Regions from separate parts of the Homo sapiens genome. Here region 2 is linked to region 1. Evidence: chromatin loops called from intact Hi-C (ENCODE). Cell type or tissue: B cell. All regions are shown on one strand.

Region 1 (8,000 bases):
CTTACTTAGAGGTATGGATTTCAAGGTATGAAATCAGTTATCATTCAACTTTTAATGTCTTCAAGCCCTCACTCTGGAAGGGACAGCCACAAGCAGTATACCATATCCATTACCTGGGATGATAAGTAAAAATGAACTGAGATCAGGTGGAAGTTACCCACTCTTGAATTAGATAATTGGGACACCAGTGGCAGGAGGGGAATTAACAGAACTAATATGCTTCCTACTTTCCAACTTTTTATCAGCCTTAGAAATACATTGTCTTAGGGTTTTTACGTCCACAGAGACTAAGCCTTCAAGTTTGTCTTGGATACCATGCTTTCCTTGTTCAGTGTTTCTGTATTTTCAGCTCACAAATTGAGATTTAGGTTAAAGTACCTGTATGCTAAAATCCTAATTTCTGCATTAAAACTAGTTTTTATTATTTGCACATGTGAATAAGACATTTAAGAGTGGTAACAGAAGAGTGATGAAGTAGAAAATGTGTTACATTGGAACAGTAATAAAATCAGTGGATAAATGTTTTTATTTAATAACATTGTTTAATAAAAAACTACATATTTAACAGAAAAGTTGTTAAAGCTACAAGGTAAAGGCACATTGAAGGAGAATGCTTTTTAAATCCAATTTTCAGGGAATTCACTTTACATGTAAATAAAGCAGAAAATGCAGGAAAATTATTTTGAAGTTTTTCATCACTTAACAATTTCTGGGAAACAAAGTTCATCCTATTTTCCCATAGAGGACCCCTGTTAAAATATAAGATTATATTCCCCTATACTAGGATTCAGCATTCAAATAAATCACTAGTCCAACTTCAATGTCGTAGAACCCAAAAAAAATATAACTATCCTAAAAATATATAATTTAAAATATAATTTATAGTTATACTAAATGGGAATAAACATATGGCACACATTAATTACAAAGGATACTTCATGTACTAGAAAGTGCACCTGTAAGAAAATTAATAAATGACCTAAAACTAAAGCATTTAGGATAACAAACATCATTTTACTTGCTATCTTTTAGAATGCTGCTAGGGAAATCGATGGCACTTAAAAAAAAAGTTGTCCAAATATTTCAACTTTTTTTGGATACGTTTTCCTGAAATAAGTGGAGGCATTCAGTCACCTCAATGCTACAGGTGTTTCTTCAAATAAAACATTTTCAAAAGTAAGAGCTGACCTAATATATGTCTCCTTCATCTTTTCTTACCTTCTCAAACTTGTAGGGGCTTAGCATCAGATGAAAGGTCACTCTGCCTAGCACTTACTGGACTTGCTGTTATCAGAATGCTTTTTCACTCATGAGAAAACTAGAAGGAGCTACCTGGTCACTGGCACAAACTCACAAAGAGCTTGTAAAAACTGCTTTTGTCTGCTAAGTTGGTCAAAAGGAATGAGGATAAACTGGCAGAACGCTATTCAAAGTCTATTTGGAATGCTATCCTTAAAGGTACTTTCTCTATAAAGAAATACAATTTAGCTAGATGAAATAAATCACAACTGTTTTCACTTCCTTAGGTTGGTTTCCTTTAGCTAGTTTGATGTATGGTAAATGGCTAGGTTAGGGTCATGTGTTAGGTTAACTGGAGGTTTGTGGAATAGCTTATTAACGAGTATTTAAAGAAAAAGCTAGTTAAGGGAAGCTGGTTACCAAATATCTAGTAGGACTGTTGGATAAAACCATCTAATCCTTCACTCCAACACATCATGATGGAGATTTTACAATAGCAATCTGGAATCCAACAGCCTTTCTAACCAGGTTAATGTAGCACTTAAGAGTACTTGCTCCAGTTCTTATTTAATCAGTGTTATTTTAGAAGTTACTTTGGATTAATCCTTGATTTGGTGCCTTGGGGAAGACTGGGTGTGGTCTTTGGAACATCCTGTCTATTTAGGCACTGATTATGACTTCCTTGCAGTCTCTGCCTCGCCTGGATTAAGGACTCCAGATACCACTGTTCCTGCTGCAGCTGCTGCTTCCTGTTTTCTAAGTGGCTTTGAGTAGCCGTTAGTTTCTGGGCTTGCTCAATTAGCTGCAGTAATTCCTTCTTGAACTGCTGGTTCTCTCTGTTGATGCCACAGGAGTATTCAAAAATAAACCGCTTTGCTGCCAACTTCAAGGCCTGGGCCTTCATATTAAGCTCTCTTCTTTTTCTCTTTCCCAGTAGCCTCCTGTCTGGCTCGCTCAGTTGTTTCTCCAGTAATCTTTTCTCCTGGAGGAGCTGGGCCTGTACTTCCCGTGTCTTTGAAGCTGTCTCAGCTTGGACTTTCTTTGTCTCCTCCTGTAATGTCTGTATTTCTTTCTCCTGCTTTTCCTTTAATATAGCAATGTCCCTCATTGCCTGCAACTTCCGCTTCAAACTGGATTGGATATTTTCCTTTTGCAAGAGCGCTGTTTTAAGCACTGAAATTTGTTCTGCATATCTGGAGGCTGATTCTTGTCTTCTTCGTTCAATCTCTCCACTTTTTTGTAAATAGCTGTTCCATACCTTCTCAGGTTGCTCTGTGTACTCTTCAGTTTTGTTAGTCAGGTATTCCAGAAAGAATCTGTTTTCAGCCTGGACAAGTAACTTTTCTCGGTGTAGCTCCCTGGATTCCTCCAGTAGCTGTTTCCGCTGGGTTTGAGCTTGTTTTATATGCTTGTTCAGATCCGTCATTTCCGCCACTATCTTTTCTTTAAGCCTTGTCTCTACCTTTGTTAGCTTCTCTGGCTTGACAAAATTATTTATTAGACTATGATACGGTGGAAGGAGCCTTCTGGGGCCCTCAGCAAACCTGAAAGAACAAACGAGACATTCCTCTGTCAGTTAATGAAACTTTAGGAAGTAAGTGCACAACTGTCCTTCATTCATACAAGAGAATATTTCTGAGCACCAGAATGTTCCAGACATTATGCAAGGTGTGGGGAATCCAGCTAGTGGTAAAGGATGAGGAATGTAGCTCGTCATTTACAACGTGCATTCACTACAACCCTGGGAGGTATTACCTCAGTTTTAAAAAAGGAGAAAACAGGTTCAGAGAGTTTAAGTGACTTGCCCATGACTCACACCACTAGCAAGTGGCAGAGCCTGGGTATTAAAGCCAGATCTTATGACTTACTGAACACTGTTTGCAGCTACAAAGGGTCACAGAAACAGACTGGGTGGTCAGGAGTAGAAATAATTTTCTAGGCTCTTTCATCATCTTTCCTGAGTTTCTGAGGGACCTTCAGTGACTGGAGGGGAGGAAGCTCCCCTCCAGTACCTACTTGCACCTGGAATCCAAGCATTCATCCTGAAGGTCACGGCAACTGTGTAGTTCACTGAGGGTGACTGCCAAGGAATGAGCGCTAGCATCAGGAACCTGCGTCTGCAACTCGCGGGAACAATGTGCAAGTGTGGAAAGCTCCCGTAGTTTATTCGTTCGGTGCTCAAAGGGTCTCGGTGCTGCCCAGCAACCCTGGAGACTGCACCCTGCTCCAGTCCCGGCTGGTCCAGCCCTGAACTGTTTAACCGCCTCGGCTACCGAATAAGCCCGAGCAGCCGGTCCTCCAGTGGCTCCGCTCCCCGTTCTCTGTGGGCTCAAAATGACAGGCATGCTCCTCGTTTTCTTGCTGTGTGAGCCCTGCCCTCGGGACCCCATCTCTTCTGGCCTTCCTCCGGGAGACAAAAGCCCTCCCAGGCTGCAGAGATCAGCGCCCTTTTCCTAGCTCCCTTCAGCCTTCCTCTCGCTTGCTCAGCGCCCCCACTTCCTCGCCACTGTCACTAGTTGACTCATCAGCCCTGCCCGACGCTAAGAAGATGCCCTGGCAACCGCCGCGCCCCTCACCCGCTCCTTTCTGACGCTGTGGTGGTTTTCGTTCGCAGCCCAGAACATTGCGGAAGTTTCTCTACCCATGCGGTGTCTCTATGGTCGGGTGGGTGGGGCCAGGAGGAAGATGGCGGCGTCCGCAGCTGCCGCTGAGCTCCAGGCTTCTGGGGGTCCGCGGCACCCAGTGTGTCTGTTGGTGTTGGGAATGGCGGGATCCGGGAAAACCACTTTTGTACAGGTGACGTACACAGCATGGGTGTAGTAGGGGAGCGCAAAAGGTTGCCTCCGGCAGGCGGAAGGCCAGGAAGAAAGGGAGGGAAGAGGATTTGGAGGGTACCGGCGCATGGCTTTCGGGGGCTTCCCATCAACTTTAGTTCCTTCCCCGGCAAAGCCTCCTCGGGCCCTAGCCAGGTTAATTAAGGCTCTCTTCTGCGCACCTTCAGGGCATACTCGGTCCAGCTTACCACGTTGTACAGGAATTGTCTTGCTGATAAAATTGCGTTTCTCGGAGGCAAGTTACAAGTAACTTTAAAGATTAATACAGTGCTAGCACACAGGTTTTGGTGAAGATTTGCCAAATATTTCTTGCACGCCTGTCATGTTCCATTCACTGGGGATATAGCGAAAATGAGGTTGACAAGATTCATTCGTGGGGCCAAATATTTAATGGAGGAGATAGAGAAAACCCACATACGAAGAATCAAAACAAGTAAACAAGTGACTACGAGTAGGGGAAGCTTTGTTAGATGGGTGATGAAGAAAGGTAGCATTTGAACTGAGAGTTGTATCTTGGAGGTGGACATGGTGGATATTTCAGGTAGAAGAAAATCTAAGTGCAATATTCTTAAGGCATGGGTGTTAAAGGAATGGAAGTTCTCTCTTGTCCCCTCTTTGTCTCCTTCCAACCCTCTCCCCATATCTCTGCAGAGGCTCACAGGACACCTGCATGCCCAAGGCACTCCACCGTATGTGATCAACCTGGATCCAGCAGTACATGAAGTTCCCTTTCCTGCCAATATTGGTGAGTAAACCAGTAACATAACTTGTGTGCAGTGCTTTAAAGAGAATGGAAAAGGCCAGGCGTGGTGGCTCACGGCTGTAATCTCAGCACTTTGGGAGGCCGAGGCAGGTAGATCACGAGGTCAGGAGTTCAAGACCAGCCTGGCCAAGATGGTGAAACTCCATCTCTACTAAAAATACAAAAAATTAGCCAGGCACGGTGGCAGGCACCTGTAATTCCAGCTACTCGGGAGGCTGAGGCAGGAGAGTTGCTTGAACCCGGGTGGCAGAGGTTGCAGTGAGCCAAGATCGTGCCACTGCACTCCAGCCTGGTCAATAGAGTGAGACTCTGTAAAGCCTCCAGCCTGCCAGTCTTCAGTGCCTTCTTTTTTCATGTTTTCTAAACTATCTACTTTCATTTCCTTTGGATTTGCTTGCATTCCTAAACAGCTTAGGTTTTTTTTTTTTTTTTTTTTTTTTTAGACAGAGTCTCTGTCACCCAGGCCAGAGTGCAGTGGCGTGATTCACAGGTCACTGCAGCCTCAACATCCCAGGCTCAAGTGATCCTCCCACCTCAGCCTCCTGCCGCTATGCTGGGCTAGTTTTGTTTTGTTTGGAGAGACAAGGCCTCTCTATGTTGCCCAGGCTGGTCTTGAACTCCTGGGCTCAAGTAATCCTCCTGCCTTGGCCTCCCAAAGTGCTGGGATTATAGGTGTGAGCCACTGTGCCCAGCCTAACTCCTTTTAAAAAATCATGTCTGCATTGCCATTGTGTTGCCTTTGTCAGTAATAGGCAATTAGTAAGAAGCATTTTTTCCCCCTTGATTTTTGCCTCCCTTTTTCTAGGCATGTTTAAGTTGCATGAAACTTTGCACTTTGTGGAGACAAAACTCTTTGCCACAACTTTAGAGCTCCTAGCCCTAACATTCTTCATGATTTACTTGGCATTTATTCTTTGTAAGGAAGGAAACCAGTGTGAAAGTGGAGGTGGTAGAAGAGAATGCTGACAGGAGAAGGCTAGAAGGCCAGTTTTACTTTCCTGGTGGTAGGGAATGTGTATGTATTACATTCCAGTTAATTCTTTTTTTTCTCCTCAGATATTCGTGATACTGTAAAGTATAAAGAAGTAATGAAACAGTATCCTTTTCCATCTACTTTGGTCTTGACTCATTCCTGGCTTCTTGTCTGTGTATTTTGTGGCTTGAAAGAGTGTTTTTGCCTTTTCCTTGTGAAATATACAAGCAAAAGGATGGAAGCTGATTGTGGGAGAGGTAGGTGATCAGAAATACTATTTCAGCTTGAGATTTTAGTTTTCTTACCATCTCCCCAGATGGCAGGCTGTTGTAATTAAAGAGCAGAGAGTATGATAGGATAACTGACAGCTACCTGGGTCCCACAAGGTAGTATTTTGCCTTGGAGGATCATCTGTTGGTCACCACCTCTTTAGACTGGGAAACTCAGAAATGAGTGAGTTTAGTTGGATTAACTCTTAGTAAATTGCTGTATGAAATGTGTACTCTCTCCGTAGGCAAGTCTAAGTAGGAAGACTAATCATAATCAGCAGATTGCTTGGTTTATTTATGAGGATCAGAGCCGGAGGTGTTATACAGGTGGCCTTAATGACCAATGCCAGTGGGCTGTCACTGCCTGATGCACCTGTATTACATTTTGGTCACTTTGCTTTCTTCATTTTGCCTGACCACTCCTTAAATCAAATGAGTGAGCCAGACCTTGATAATGACTGTTTCCCTGTGTGGTTAAGTTTGTATGGTAGTCAAGGATTAGGTTGCCAGTATCCATTAATGGAACACTAATTTCATAATGCCGTTTGTGTGAATGATAGCCTAGGTATGAACTTTATAATCTAATCTATAAGCGATTTCAGTCCTCAACTTGGTGTCTAGATATGGACTTGGACCCAATGGCGGCATAGTGACCTCACTCAATCTCTTTGCTACCAGATTTGATCAGGTATATCTGTCTTTAGTATATTAATATGGTTGTGTAAAAATCTGTGACTCTTAAATTCCTTAGCTTGATCACATTGGTAAAGAAGAGCAGCAAACCTGAGCATAAATATAGAAAATAAGTAGGCATTTTGTCAGACAGAGAAGTAGACTATGAGAAGGTGATCAGTATGGTCAGACACTTCAAATTTAATATTTGTGACAGCTAATAAAAATCCAAAAGACCTGGGTTATTTTCTTGACCTGTTCTTTGCCTGTGGTATTACCCCGAAGCTGGGATGGGGGTATTTGGGAGTGGGATGGACTAGCAGTCATGGAATGGAAAGATGATGGGGCATTTTACTTGTGATAAATATTTGTCATTCTTTAGGTTTTCTTTGTCACCTACTTCCATAAGAGTGTTTTATAATCACTGGTTTTTATACTCTGATGTTAGGCCATGAGACAGGCTGTTAACATTTTGACAAGAGATAACAACTTGACATTGACAGATCAAAGTCTTCAGCTTCTCAGATCCTTGGATTGTGCCCCAAGATGGTATTGGAGTGCTGCTGATGTGGCTGTGTTGCTTTAGTTCAGCCTGTTTATTCTTTGTTGTCCTAAGATTGCAAATGTTCAGTAGGTGATTGAGGGATTCAGTAGGTGATAGTGCCTGTGAGGTATGCCACCCTGGAGAGGGCTCTGTGATTTTGTGTTGAAATCGGAATTTGTTGTCATTGACATCTTTTTCTTTTAGGTGATGAAATTTATTGAGAAGGCCCAGAACATGTCCAAGTAAGTGATGTCAGTAACACCCATTTATTACTCTGTAGCTGACATATTTCTAGGCTTCATGGAGGATCTGGGATACCATCAGCCTCTGAAAGAATATAGATTGAGATGAAACCATTAGGAGTGAAAAAAAAATTGGCAAATCATTAAGATGCTTTAGAATATAGAGCTAAATTTAATATCATTTCATCCTCAATTACTTTGATCCCCAATTTACATGGCTTCTTAGGAGCTCTTTTGAGACTTTGTCCCAATTCAGTTGTCCACCTGCCTTCTCTTGGGAAACCATGCTTGTTGTCATTAAAGTATCTGAAATACCTTTCTAATTCTTATTTAAATGAATATAGTCTACATGGTTCAGAGAAAATTTTTTAATTTACAGAGTGTCAGAATAGGAAATATTTGTTCTTATGGCCATTACCCAGTTAGCTGTTGTTCAAGGTTTACTTTTTTTAAAAAAGATAATT
Region 2 (8,000 bases), 54 kb after region 1:
GGCCTCAAGGTATCTGCCCACCTCAGCCTCCCAAAGTGCTGGGATTACAGGTGTGAGCCACCACACCTGGTCTTAATAGCATTTTTATATATGAATTTGATGAAGATTAATTATGATTTTATACTGTGCTGATGAGGCTGACAAAAAGGCACTTTCTTATATTGTCATTGAAGGACAAATTAGTACATTCTCTACAAGACAAATTGGCAGTCTCTATCCTGATTACAAATGCACATGCCCTTTGATCTATTTCATTTCTAGGAATTTGTCCCTCACATACTTAGGAAATGATGTACAGCATTGTTTGTATTAATAGTAGTAAAAAATTAGAAATCCCCTAAATGTTTATCAAAGGGGATGGATTAAATAAATTGCGGCCAGGTGCTGCGGCTTACGCCTGTAATCCCAGCACTTTGGGAGGCTGAGCTGGGCGGATCACGAGGTCAGGAGATCGAGACCATCCTGGCTAACATGGTGAAACCCTGTCTCTACTAAAAATACAAAAAATTAGCCGGTTGTGGTGGTGGGTGCCTGTAGTCCCAGCTACTTGGGAGCCTGAGGCAGGAGAATGGCGTGAACCAGGAAGGTGGAGCTGGCAGTGAGCCGAGATTGCGCCACTGCACTCTAGCCTGGGCGACAGAGCGAGACTCCATCTCAAAAAAATAAATAAATTATGGTGTAGATATACAATAGAACACCATATAGCTGTTGAAAAAAAAGGCAACTATATATAAGATACAGAAACACTATCAAGATAAGTAACAAAAGCAAGGTGCAGAACGGTGTGTATAACAGGCGCTGTCTGTAAAAAATGATGGTGGGGGAAGAATACATAGATAAGTAGGCCATGGTTATGTTTATAATATCTGTTTAGGTCGGGTTCCCTAAAAACAGACTGAATCGGAGATTCATCTGCAAGTGATTTATTAAGAGAGTGCTCTCAGGAGAAATCTATATGGGAGTGAGGGAAGCAGGAGAGGGCAGGAGAAGAAGCTGGGCTAAGATATGGTTTCAGGAGAGCCTGAATGGCACCACAGATGCCATGGAGGCATGGGGCTTGGGTTTCGATACCCTGTCCCCCCAACCCTTCATTGGTCATAGGCTGCCGGTGACTGGGGGGTGGGAGGGGCTCACAGCAATTCTGGGAAGGGTGCAGGTGTGAGCCTTTAGCAGCCGATGTCTGCAGTAGCTGTTTGGCCTGATAAAGGGAATCTGGGAGGGACAGCATCTGCTACTGTATCTCTGGAAAGATTCGTTAAAAATTAATAATATTGATTGCCAATGGGGAAGGCAACTGGGTGGCTGGGGGACAGCAATGGGAGGGAGACTTTTCACAGTATATGTGCTTTATACTTGAGTTTTGAACATGTGAATATACTTTCTATTCTATTCAGATATACTGAATTTGAAAAGAAAATCCTGTACCAAATAGCCATACCACTTTAGGTCCAAATTTACTGTAATGTAGTTGCAGTTCTAGTTCTAAATAACAAATAACTGGAAAAAGTAAGAATCATATAATAATTTTGTTACAGTAAAACTATTTGTTAATAAAAGTGGCTGGGGACGGTGGCTCACACCTGTAGTCCCAGAACTTTAGGAGAGTGAGTGAGGTGGGAGGATGGCTTGAGTTCAGGAGTTTGAGACCAGCCTGGGCAACATAGTGAGACCCTGTCTCTACAAAAGATAAAAACTTAGCTGGGTATGGTGGTGCTTGTCTGTAATCCCTGCTACTTGGGAGGCTGAGGTATCACTTGAACCTGGGAGAGTGAGGTTGCAAGACCCTGTCTCAAACAAACAAACAAACAAAAACAAAACAAAAACAAATCTCTGCTTTGGAAAACAACAACAACAACAACAACAACAACAACAACATTTGGGGCAAGAAGAATTAAAAAAAAAAAAAAACGAAAACGAAATATGTCTCAGCTTCCTCCAGAGCCTCCTCTCCTGCTATCAGTCTGTGTGCTTGCCTGGTTTTTCCTCCCTTTCCTATTTTGGATACTGGTCTAGATGTGTATCTTCTTCCTCCTCTTTTCACTTATGGGTTGAACTTCCAAACTTTCTGCCTCCTACCCTAACCCCTGCAAGCAATCTTGATTGTGATTCCATCTTCTGCTTTTTCATCTCCTTTGAGCCAGTCTTAGCTTATCCTCTAGGCCAGCCTGGCTTTTTAATGTAGCTGAAAACATCTGTGTTGCTGTTGCTTCTGTCTTTCTATGCCAGAGCCTTCCTGAGGCCTGTGGGGAAGGGTGTGAAGGATAATGATTTGACAAAATGTCCTTCATGGCCAGGCAGGCAGCATTCTTCTGGTGGCCTTAGCAAGGGAATGGGTTTTATCTCTGGTAGGGAGAAAGGGGCTTGAGGCTGGACTTAAGAGTGCTACTAAGGGGATAAGACTTAGGTAAAAGAAGGCAGTAGTAGCAAGTGGGGCTTCAGGGAGGGCCAGGTAGCTAACATCTGGTATGGGTCACTGTGAGTCGAATGCCATTACTGTCCTTATATTCCAGTTTTCAGGGCTGTCCCATGGTCAATATGAAGAAAACAGAGGGCTTTCTTTTCAGTCTAGTATGCTTATTCTGGGGTTTCCTCTGTCTCCTCATGCCATATTCTCATTGTCACCTCTGCCTGCTCTGAGTATCTTGTCAACTGAATTGCTATCCCTTTTGTTTTTGCTCTGTTCTCCCCCTGCCTTTCTAATTTCTACTATCTCTTCTTTATACCCTTCCTCAGCTTTGTCCTAATGGGCTTAGCTTTTCTAACTATCTCCAGCCGTTGAGAATGTTGACAGGCTCAGCAGTTGCAGTCTCTCACTATATCTTTGTCATTACTACACTGGGTATCCTGCATACTGTACCCCCATCCCCATGCACACTTTTTTTTTTAAGTGCTCAGAGCTATTGCGCTTAAGTGGGAGCTCCAGATAAGTAAGACACTCTTCAGAGGTTGGTGGGAAGTAGGGCTTTACACCATGGATCAATCTCCTGCTGCTTATATGTTCTCCTTTGCCAGTGACCTTTGTACTGTAGTCATTTCATGGGTGTGAAGTCATGTAGCATGTGGCAAATTACTTGACTAAGGGAGCAGCCTCATCATAGCTCTGTGTCTGTGACAGTCAGCATTGTTCTTGTCCATTCAAAATCTGTTGGTCTGAATACCTCTTTCTTATTGTTATATGCTTAGATATTCATTTTGTGGTAATTTTTATTTTGCCAGAGGTTTCTTTGTCAGTATCATGGTATTTTTAGATAAAACCTTGGGACTCCCTGGAATAGATGTGTATAATTATTCTTTCTTCCTAGGACTGAAACTCAGACTACAGGTGCAGAAAACAAAGCTAAAAAGCTTACATTGCCTCTATTTGGTGCCATGAAAGGAGGAAGCAAATTCAAATTAAAAACTGGAACAGTAGGGGTAAGTTGTGAGTCAGGGTGTTAAACTTTTAGCCCTTGAGTTATCCCTGAGCTAATTTTTCTCTTTTCTTTTTTGAAACTACAAATGACTCATTCCATAGTAATGTGAGAAAGGGCTGTGGGCTTGGTATGATCACATCTTTCCCAGAACTTGGTTCTTGGATTCTTTTTTTTTTTTTTTTTTGGAGACAGAGTCTCACTCTGTCACCAGGCTGGAGTGCAGTGGCGTGATCTCGGCTGACTGCAACTTCCGCCTCCCGGGTTCAAGCAATTCTCCTGCCTCAGCCTCTCGAGTAGCTGGGACTACAGGCGTGCTCCACCATGCCCAGCTAATTTTTGTATTTTTAGTAGGATGGGACTTCACCATGTTGGCCAGGATGGTCTCCATCTCTTGACCTCGTGATCCACCTGCCTTGGCCTCCCAAAATGCTGGGTTTATAGGCATGAGCCATTGTGCCTGGCCAGTTTGTGGATTCTTTTTCTCAGCTTAGGGTTATCAAGAATTGATGAATTAATTTATGCCAATCAATTTGCAAGTAAATGGTTTGTAAATTAGAATCATAGTTTATTAATTTCTCATGAATGTTGCATTTAAGAATGGGTCTCCTGCATTAAATGCTTTTCCCCAGGTGGATAGATGTAGTGTTCAGACTCACCAACATTTAAGAACATAGTGTGTGCACTTGCCTCTGCCATATGATTTTTCTTCATTTAATCCTTCCAACACCTTTTGCTGTGTGGGAATTATTGCCTCTTACAAATGAGGAAATAGAGTCAGAGAAGTTAAATACCAGATCACACCAGCGTTATGTAACTAAGCTGGTAATCAGATCCAGGTCTGTCTCTTGAGCTTTATGATTTCCCTGCTACCCTACAATATATGTCTGTCTGTATGTTTTTGCTTTATCTATATTCCTATTCATAGATTCAGCTTTTAAAAGGTTTTCATTACCCCTAAGAGCTGAACCTTGAGTATTAGTTTGCTAGGGCCACCATAACAAAATACTAGGGATTGGGCAGCTTAAACAACAGAAATTTATTTGTTCACAGTTGCCAGCAGGGTTGGTTTCCTCTAAGGCCTCTCTGCTTACCAATGGCTGCCCTCTTGCTGGCTCTTCAGATGGCCATCCCTCTGTGCACTTGCACTCCTGGTGTCTCTTCTTCTTCTTCTAAGGACATGAGTCATACTGAGTTAGGGCCCCACCCTAATAGTGTCATTTTAATTCAGTTTAATTTAATTTACAGTCATATTCTGAGGTACTGGGGCTTGGGACTTCAAACATGAATTTGGGCAGCAGGGGGCACAATTCGTCCAAAACACCCTGAATTAGGGTATACTGCCCTCTGGTGGCAGAAATCTGAAGTCCTAGCTATGTATTCTTTTTGTTTGTTTCATTGAGAGACAGTCTCACACTGTCACCCAGGCTGCAGTGCAGTGGCCATCTCGGCTCACTGCAACCTCCTCCTCCCGGGTTCAAGCGATTCTCCTGCCTCAGCTTCCCGAGTAGCTGGGATTACAGGCACCCACCACCACGCCCAACTAATTTTTTGTATTTTTTTTTAGTAGAGACAGTTTTTCACCATGGCCAGACTGGTCTCGAACTCCTGACCTCATGATTCACCTGCCTCGGCCTCACTATGTATTCTGAATGAGTAATGGTTTACCTAACAAGTAGGCTTTTCAATCTGTTGCGGTGGGGACTTAGGTTTTAAATAGAAAACTTTTTACTAAACAGCCCTCCTTAGAGAATTTTAGAACTAAGTCCTATATTTAAAAGATAATATAGGCCGGGCGCGGTGGCTCATACCTGTTATCCCAGCACTTTGGGAGGCCGAGGTGGGTGGATTGCTTGAGCTCACTAGTCGAGACCAGCCTGGGCAACATGGTGAAACCCCGTCTCTACTAAAAATACAAAAATTAGCTGAGCACGGTGGCCTGCGCACCTATAACCCCAGCTACTCAGGAGGCTGAGGCAGGAGAATCGCTTGAACCGGGGAGGCAGAGGTTTCAGTGAGCTGAGATCGCACCACTGCACTCCAGCTTGGGCCACAGAGCAAGACTCTGTCTCAAAAAAAAAAAAAAAAAGATATAACCAAGATATGCTTTGGTTCCTTCCCTCTATTCCATAACTGTGATCAACCTTTTCTAATAAATACTTTTATTGAATGGCTTTGATTAGAATATTTAGCTTTATTCTTTGAGAAATGTCTTCCTCCTTTTCTTCAGGATCTGTTTGATGGATTTACATGCCTTGTTTCCTTGAAATTACGCTAAGTCTAAAATGAAAAAGCAGCACAAATGACTTATTTCTGATTGTCTGATTTATTCCTTAGAAGATTTTGTAATCAATTGAAATCCTTTAATATCATGAGTTATAACAGTCCAGAATTCCTGTAGCTGGCACTCATCTGAAATAACTATTTTAGTTCCTTACAAGCTATTTTCAAGTGTTTTGTATTTAGTAATCTTTGACTCTAGGAACTAATAAAGACACTTGTTTAGGGTCTATAGAGGGGTAAAATTTCATGTCAAAGTCCCACCTCCAGCAGACTTCTGTGGAGTTCATCAACCTAAAAAGAGTAAACATTCAGTACATTTAGACTGACCTCCTTGAAAAGATTTTTCTCTTGTTGTCATTAAGTAGAACTACTTGTTCATGGTTTTGTTTCCCTCTTAGAAGTTACCCCCCAAGCGTCCAGAACTCCCTCCAACTCTAATGAGAATGAAAGATGAGCCTGAAGTAGAAGAGGAGGAGGAAGAGGAAGAGGAAGAAGAGAAAGAAAAGGAGGAGCATGAAAAGAAAAAACTGGAGGATGGAAGCCTCAGTAGGCCACAGCCAGAGATAGAGCCAGAAGCAGCAGTGCAGGAAATGAGGCCTCCCACAGATCTCACACATTTTAAAGAAACCCAAACCCATGGTAATATCTTTCTTCTCCTTCCTGTGTTGTTCAGTGGGCAGTTACATTGATTGTGGATAGGTTTTAAAAAGCAAGGCCAGTTCTTGTCTGTGCATTTGACTTTGTATGTGATATACTGACTCTGTAGCAAGGAAACATACTTTCTTGGTCTTCTTCCTTTGACCGCCAGTCATTATTTGTCTTCATTGCAAATTAAGGGCAGTTATTTCCAATCCATTCCAGAATTACAGAAAATTGAAGGCTATGGAATCTGAAACCATAGCTGCTGTGGAATAATCCTGAGCTGCTGCCACTGTGTGAGTTGGAGGGCAGTGGAACAGGGTACATGATGGGGCCTGATCAGGTGGTCTCCGGATAAGTCAACCCCTATTCATTTTTTCCTCCATCCCTAAAACAGAGGCCAAACCATAATTGTACTCATTGGACTAAAGTTCTCAAGAAGGATCTTGCTTCATTCATTTTTGTGTGTTTGGAACCTAGCACAAAACCTGACACATATCCACCCGCCTCAGCAAATATTTGATGAAAAATGTTGAAAGACGGAATAGATTGATATTCATATAGATATATGCATCAATTAATTCTGTATTTTCTATATATATATTCTAATTACAAAGGGTTATATGTTCATTTTAGAAACTATAGATCATACATAAAAGTCCAAAGGAAAAAAAAGAAATCCCCACAACCCCACCCCTAAAGATCATTGTTTATCTTTTTAGTATCCTTTCATCCCTTGTCAACTGCAGGGGTTATTTTCCTGCTGGTTGGCCAAACTGGTTAGGAAGATAAAGATCTCAGAAAATAAGGAGTATGAGGAGAAACAATAAAAACTGGCACTGAATGTATGGGAATGCATGCATGTCTACTTCCACAACAAACCAGGCTTGGCTACATAAAAACTCCAGGCCTGGTATGTAGCCCTTCTCTTGAATCACCTTCATTTGTCTGGGAAACAGAAAAGTTACTGTTTCCTCATCTGTGAGAGGTAAGTATTCTGTATCTGCATTTGTCCTTTTCAAAAAGGTACTTACATGAGCTTGGTCTTTGGGCCATATATTGTGAAGGTGGATATAAACAGGTCAGCAGGAGGGGAGCAATAAGTATCATAATTTTTTTGTTTAACAGACCAAAGTAAGTATGTGTGTGTAAAAATAGCTTAGATTTTGAAACTTGGTTTATAAGATTAAATAATTAGTAAATTTGGCCAGGCACAGTGGCTCACGCCTGTAATCCCAGCACTTTGGGAGGCCGAGGCGGATGGATCACCTGAGGTCAGGAGTTCGAGACCAGGCTGGCCAATGTGGTGAGACCCCGTCTCTACTAAAAATACAGAAAAAATTAGTTGGGCGTGATGGTGCATGCTTGTAATCACAGGTACTCAGGAGGGCTCTGAGCAGGCAGGAGAATTGCTTGAACCCGGGAGACAGAAGTTGCAGTGAATTGAGATCATGCCACTGCTCTCCAGCCTGGGTGATAGAGTGAGACTGTTTCAAAAACAAAACAAAACAAAATTAAATAATTAGTAAATTTGCAGTGATGAGGGATTACCCCAGGCCTTTTTTCCTGTGGTTTGTTTTTATTTTTACTTTAATATTTACTTTTATTGAGACAGAGTCTTACTTTGTTACCCAGGTTGGAGTACTGTGGTGTGATCTTGGCTCTCTG

The links. Hi-C counts contacts between places; a loop is a spot of excess contacts. Peaks named below come from ENCODE experiments on the same cell type or tissue, not always from the same donor. Only the 100,000 strongest peaks of a DNase experiment are listed, where the experiment ranks them.
Region 2: it touches region 1 in a loop (6-fold over the local background); 3 of 110 quality-filtered maps call a loop at or near these places.

What each region holds. Positions count from the first base shown.
Region 1 is chr2:27,625,135-27,633,134 of GRCh38, forward strand. It overlaps CCDC121 (coiled-coil domain containing 121), which reads right to left and starts at 3,878. Exons shown (of 2, transcript NM_024584.5): 1 at 3,816-3,878; 2 at 504-2,783. The coding sequence starts at 2,665. The coding sequence ends at 1,829. It overlaps GPN1 (GPN-loop GTPase 1), which reads left to right and starts at 3,916. Exons shown (of 14, transcript NM_007266.4): 1 at 3,916-4,035; 2 at 4,725-4,818; 3 at 5,893-5,932; 4 at 6,700-6,766; 5 at 7,499-7,536. The coding sequence starts at 3,925. RefSeq lists a silencer at 2,848-3,142 and enhancers at 3,591-3,650, 3,711-4,020, 4,061-4,160. In B cell, no CTCF peak of the experiment used is centred here; a DNase peak (open chromatin) is centred at 3,837; H3K4me3 peaks cover 1,776 bases; H3K27ac peaks cover 1,355 bases.
Region 2 is chr2:27,678,946-27,686,945 of GRCh38, forward strand. SLC4A1AP (solute carrier family 4 member 1 adaptor protein) reads left to right here. Exons shown (of 14, transcript NM_018158.3): 9 at 3,303-3,414; 10 at 6,092-6,332. Among named protein-coding and RNA genes, the nearest start is that of SLC4A1AP, 19 kb to the left of the region's middle. RefSeq lists an enhancer at 2,720-3,919. In B cell, CTCF peaks have their summits at 4,755 (motif pointing left) and 4,954; a DNase peak (open chromatin) is centred at 4,736.